Regions from separate parts of the Homo sapiens genome. Here region 1 is linked to region 2. The links are chromatin contacts, found by Hi-C in ENCODE. All regions are on one chromosome and are shown on one strand. Each heading gives the region's core, a stretch centred on a gene start or an enhancer-like site at or near the end of the contact. The rest is flanking DNA. Distances are from core to core; before and after follow the strand shown. Region 1 holds the start of RALGAPA2 (Ral GTPase activating protein catalytic subunit alpha 2). Region 2 holds the start of LINC00652 (long intergenic non-protein coding RNA 652).

Region 1 (2,998 bases), core at 142-2,641, 1.9 Mb after region 2:
AACAAGATCTTTATTTAAAATCTTCACACGTTAAATCATTTTATGCAATATTCTTTCAAGTGACAGACACATTAGCACTAGGCGATTTTTGTGAATTTTGGGACTAAAAGACACCTGGAAGAAACATAAGGTGTTCTTTCCTTCGCCACCAAATACACAGGTAAGTGTGTCTATAGATAGCAAAGGTGTTTTCATCCCAAAGAAAAGTTAAGACTTAGGATGTAAAAAAATACAGAAAACAAAACATAGCCTAGGCGAACCAGCTACAGATCACATGCAGCAGGTGACAGGAAGCCTTGTGGACACCTCACACCCACAGGGGCGAGCTTCATCACAGGTCAACTCCAAGCCCACCTGAGCTCCTCAGAACCTCCACCTGGCAGGCCATAAACCAGAAGGTGGCAGACAGCATCACTGTCATGCCGGTAATAAAGGAGAAGCAGCCTCCCTGAACCCAAGAAAACCACCCCTCTCTCCAAGCAGGAAGAGAAGGCCCCTTCACACCAAGGACACAAAGAAACTGAAGCAGCCAGACCCAAAATAAAAATTAAATTTAAAAAGCAGCATGGGAAGACAGATGACAAATCTGTGCTGGGATCGCCTGGAATCTCGGTCTATATGGGGGTCTCACACTCAAAAGTAAAAATAAAATTTAAAAGGGGGATGACAGAGATGAGAGCCCAATTAGGTCTGTGCTGGGTTCACTTGGGGTCTCGGTCTACTTAGGGTCTCAGACTCAAAAATAAAATTTTAAAAATGAAAGGGGGAGGTGACAGTTCAATGTGTGCACGTGATGACCACTTGGGATCCAGTTCACTTGCTGGGAGGACAGGGGACAGGTACCTCTGTGCCCGGCCTCCAGGTTCTCCGGGAGCGCAGGCGCCCAGCGAGAATCTGGGCTAAGTTTAACTCGAGGGCGACGGGAGCAGTGCCCGAGGGCCAGGCTGCGGCTTTCTGGAAACAAAGCCCCGGGGGTCCAAGCCCAGATCCAGGGAAGGGGGTCGGACGCCCACCCATCCCCCTCCCCAGCCTCCCAGCCACCGACCCCTGCACAGAGGAGCGCCCTCCCGGCAGGTGCCCCTAACCCGGCGCCCCGACCCCCGCGCCCGGCGCGCGCCTCACCCAGCAGCGCCCGCAGGTGCTTCAGGCGGGTCAGCACGTCCTTCTTCGGGTCCAGCACCTTCTGGGTGGACTTCTTCACATCCCCGTGGCTCCTTCGGGAGAACATCCCGCGGCAGGAAGCCCGGGCCCCGCCGGCGGGGCAGTAGGCGCCTGCGCCACGCGAATCAAAGCATAGGGTCGAGGCCGGCGCGTGTCGCGCGGGCCACTCGCCGCCCCCAGCCCCGCTGCTGCCGCCGCCGCCGCCGCCGCCGCCGCCTCAGCTGTGTCTCCAGGAAGGAGGGGCGGGCCGGTCACGGCGAGGGGCGGGGCAGGAAGGCGGTGTCGACGGGGAACCGAAGGCCCCGCCCCGCGGGAGGTGCCGGCCGGCCCCTTGGGCGCTACGCACGCGCACACAGGCCGAACTCTCCTGGCGGGACACTAGCCCGTCCGCGCCAAAACCTAGCGGGGACGCGCTCAGAGGGCCGAGAAGGCGCCTCGAATCACAAAGGAGCTTCTCTCACGCACACGTTGTACTACAAGTCCCGAGATGCACCGCGAGACAGTCCTCCAATCAGGCTGGCGGTCTTCGGCACGATGGGAGTCAGTGGGCCGGCATTGGGCACGTCGCCCCGCCCTGCCGCGGGCCGCAAGTGCTCCTGGGAAATGAAGTTCTCCAGCAGGCGACGCGCTGCGACCTCTTTTCCAGGGTCGCAGAAGCGCAGGGCGGCCTCTGTCCGTCCCCTGCCCCGGCAGCCTAGATCGCCCGTGGTTTCACTCTCCCTCCTGCGCGCCCACCCCATTTTCCTCTAGTGCAACGTGAACCACACACGCCCAAAAATCTCAGTAAGAAAAGTGTCAAGGCTTTTCAAATGCAAACTATTTTTAGGTTTAGCTTCTGGATTCACACAAGGGAGCGAGTCGAAGCCCCTCTGACCGTGCCGAAATCGCAGCTCTAATTTCACACTAAAATGAGTTGCTTTGGCACTAGGGAAGAGCGTGCCCCGGTGAGGAGTTCAGCCGGCCCCTAGGTTCCTGGAACCCAACCTCACTTGGGGTATGGAGGTCGCTCGCTCAGAGGGCTCCTTGGGATCTTGCCTCTTTGTAGGAAGGGTGCGTTCTCTGTTGTGCAAGCCACATGGCGATCCAGTAGCAGAACCAGAAATAGAACCTGAGGGATCTGACTCAGGCCTGTATACTTTTTAAAGCCAGGCGCTTATTCCCTGGGGCAAGACTTTGAGCTGAAAGATGGTCAGGAGATTTCTTACACTGTAGGATTGTATAGTGGCATCCGAATCCTGCAAGTTTTGACATCCTTTCAGCTTTTTCAGCAAGTACTTAAGGTAGAATCACGTGGTTTCCATCCAAATTGGGACAACACAACTGTCTTTTTCTCCTCTAGCTGAACTGTAACTTGAGGGAAGAGACAAGGATTTACACGCCTTTGTATCCCCATCCCTCAGCACAGTATTTGGCCCATAGGGTCACTCAATAAAAGTTTATTAAATGAAATACAATAAAAAGCTAAAGTAGTCCTACATATTTCAACCAGGCAGGCGAAAAGGAAAAAATAAATAAATAAACTCACAGTTTTAGAGCGTCTCTCTATTTTTAGATTTGTGTAATATTCCTTTGTATAGACACATTCATACAAAGGAATATTACTCAGCAATAAAAAAGAACAGACTACTGATAAACCCAATAACATGGATCACTCTCAGACCCGGAGATGAAAGCCCCATGCTCAAGATGATGGCAGAGCGGCCCTACCAGCCTGAGTCCCCAGATGATAACAGATCAGGACCACAAACTTCTAAAAGTGTAACAAGAGAGCAAAATAATGTCTTATCTTAAGTCAAGGCATTTTGAGAGTCTTCGTTACAGCAATTGAGCTTGTACC
Region 2 (2,954 bases), core at 144-2,643:
TTAGTTTTGCCTGTTTTAGAACTTCATATAAATGAAATTGTACATGGTGTAATCTTTTGTGTCCAGCTTCTTTCATTAGCAAAATATTTTCAAGTACCTGTGTTGTTATAAGGGTCCTCATTTTAAAACGAATAATTTGACAAGATCTTTGCAAACTGATCTTTACTTTAAAATTTTGGACTTCTCTGATGTGTATGTAAATACAGTAACCACCTTTAAATTAAATAGCCTAAATACAGTAACCACTTGAACTAAGCCTCTGAAACAGACATCTCTCCCATGTGTCTGTCAGACCTTGTCTTTCTGTTTTCATGCTCCCCACATCCCCCTACCTTGTTTAGCATTGATAAACATTTCAAAACTGCAGAGGGAATTTATCATATTTGTCTCAAGGGCACAGCGCTTTTGATTTACTGTGTTCAGTAAGATGCAGGGGGCTAACCAACCTCTTAGGATTAACTGCATTTGACTTACCTTCAAAAGGTCATCAGCAGTACATCCTTAGTAGGCCTCACAATAGTGTGTCCACAATACGGGTTAGTGGGAGTGATTGAAAGGCTTGGAGAGTTGTCCTTCTGGGTTTGCTCTGGTTGGGCGATCAGAGTCCATAGCACTGGGTGGGAAAACATGAAAGAAAATAAGTGAAAGTGACATGTTCCTCCAGAATAGCTAAAGGTCAGCGCTCACCCCATTCAACCACTGTATTCCCTAGACTTAGCATGAGGCGGTTTCTAAAAATCAAAGCCACACTTAGCGTGGTAATGTGGCTTTGTACCATGTCAACCTAGCTAAGCGGGAACTACGTTTCCCAGAATTCCTTGCCTGTAGGTTTCCGGGGTTAGCACACGCCACGTGACCTGATGCGGGCTTCGTGAGGCGGAAGTGACGCAGTGTTGTCGTCTCGTAGGCTTGAAAGGTAGGTGCCCGACATTAGGGACTGTCGCAGCCCGGGGAATTGTCCCCATCTGCTGGCTTACCTTGTGGGCGTGGATCCCCTCTAACTTTCCTAATTCCCGGGCGGCCCGCGGGCCTGCGGCAGATTCAGCTCTCAGGACTCCACTTTCAGTTTCTTCCACTTCTGGGGCAGGCTGCTTGTCCTGCCACTCTCAGGCCCCCCACCAGACACGGCAGCAACAGCTGTTCCTAAGTGTTCAACTCGCTCCTTCCCGCAAATGTAGAAGCTCAAATCCCTATAGCAAATTCCATATTCTATGTCATTCTTAATGCTTCCGTCTCTCTGGTTGAATCTAGATTGGATACAATCAGTGATGCACATTTACCAGACAGAGGATGTGCAGCGTTTACTGTTGATTTCTCTCTTTTCCTCCCTATCACCTCAGTTTAGTTCCAGGATCCACACTCCTCCACCATAGTCAGGAGATTCAGGGAAAGTTGGCAGGGTTCAGCTTTCAAGTTGACCCTTGATGAACCATGGTCAATCCTGTTAAGAGGCGTGAAAGCCAATCCCAGCCAATGAGACTGGGGAGAAATCACTGAAGAACTTGTGGAAAACAGACCCTCTGGATAAAAGACACGTGTGGGGAAAAAGGGGCTTTTTAATGTTATTCTGGATGTTTCCCAAAAGTACTGCTGCTGCCTTGCCTCCCTGACAGACACTGGCCTTAGGATGACATGCGGCAGGAAGGAAGGACGGATCTGGGGTTTTTCAAGACTCACTGAGATGCACAAGGAACCAACCCTCAAGTAGCCAACTCGTTCCTGTTTGCATGTGTCGACTGAAAAGAATCAAAATAAACAAAATATAACTATTTCTAAGAGGTTACAACTTGCAGGCAGGAAGCAGGCCTCTACCTGAGGCCATAAAGCATACTTTGAAGGAGAAAAGGTAGGTATTTATGCTAGGTGGAGAGGTAGGATATACGTATTCTGTAGCATACAGGAGAAGCCTATGAAAATTCATGGAGGAAACTCGTTAGAGACACGCACTGGGCTTACATATGAAGAATATCCAAAAGCGGATGACCTGTGTTCACTCTGGGGTGAAGATTTAACATTTAAATGTATTATAATTAGGCTGTAAATGCAAAAAGGTGAAACATAGGGCACAAGTTCACGATCTGTGCAATCTCCAGAGACCAGTCTGATCTAGCCTGCAGCTGGCAGTCATCTGTCAAGAAGGGGCTCTTTGTAGCCCAGAGTAGCTGTCAGGTTGGAACCATAAAACCAAAAGGAGGGCATCGGCGGTTAGGTGAAGAAAAGAAGTCTTTTGGCCTTTTTTCCTCTTCAAGTCAGCTTTTGATAAGATCTAGTAATAATAAGGGGATGGGTGTGGCTGCAGGTGGGACATGTCGGTTCTCTGTCCTGTCACAGCTAAGAACTAAGAACTTTAGAGTCTTTCAGCCATAGAGGGTCCTGTCATCCATTGAAGGGATCAGTCCATTGGGATTTTGCCAGTTTTAGCATTGATGCTGTGTCCTGGGAAACCCCTGAATACTTATCATAGCAGAAGTTCAGCCACTGTAGCCCTACCTCAGGACCGCTTTTATGGGAAAGAATAATTCCTTTAACTGCTTGAGCCATTTGAGTTGTGGCTGCTTTTGGTACTTGTAATAAATTGAAAGCATCTTGAATGTTCTGGGACAGTAAAAGAATGTGCCTTTGTTTCTGACAGCAATTATAAAATCAATTATATGTTTATATTCTAAAAAATGTTTTGAGTAATGCTGACATCATTGGAAAAGTGCATCACTTAGAAAATGTATCTGTGTGTCAATTTTGTTTGTTCAAAATCAGTTTCATTAATTTGTGGGAAGATACACCTTGTACATTTTACCTAATTAAAAAAAATATTGCCAGTTGAGTATACTTGTGATATATTCAAAGATAAATAAACTTTTTCAATTTTAGATATTCATATGTCTTTGGGCCTTTGTTTAGTTTTGTCCTAAAATAGGAATGCTTTTATATGGGCCAGATTCCTGCAGTGATGATAT

Evidence for each region. A loop is a pair of places that touch in the nucleus more often than their neighbours do. Pooled maps may share reads with other maps.
Region 1: a map of B cell shows a loop between it and region 2 (12-fold over the local background). The contact joins the promoter of RALGAPA2 here to the promoter of LINC00652 in region 2. A Hi-C loop is called at or near these places in 6 of 168 maps with a recorded cell type or tissue (B cell, CD4-positive, alpha-beta T cell, CD4-positive, alpha-beta memory T cell and 2 more) and 15 of 50 pooled maps.

The regions. Positions count from the first base shown.
Region 1 is chr20:20,711,253-20,714,250 of GRCh38, forward strand. It overlaps RALGAPA2 (Ral GTPase activating protein catalytic subunit alpha 2), which reads right to left and starts at 1,392. Exons shown (of 40, transcript NM_020343.4): 1 at 1,123-1,392. The coding sequence starts at 1,228. RefSeq lists a silencer at 1,283-1,542 and enhancers at 1,534-1,828, 1,653-1,852.
Region 2 is chr20:18,793,191-18,796,144 of GRCh38, forward strand. It overlaps LINC00652 (long intergenic non-protein coding RNA 652), which reads right to left and starts at 1,394. Exons shown (of 4, transcript NR_026883.1): 1 at 978-1,394; 2 at 475-613. LCDR (lysosome cell death regulator) reads left to right here and starts at 859. Exons shown (of 1, transcript NR_026885.1): 1 at 859-2,875. RefSeq lists an enhancer at 535-1,074.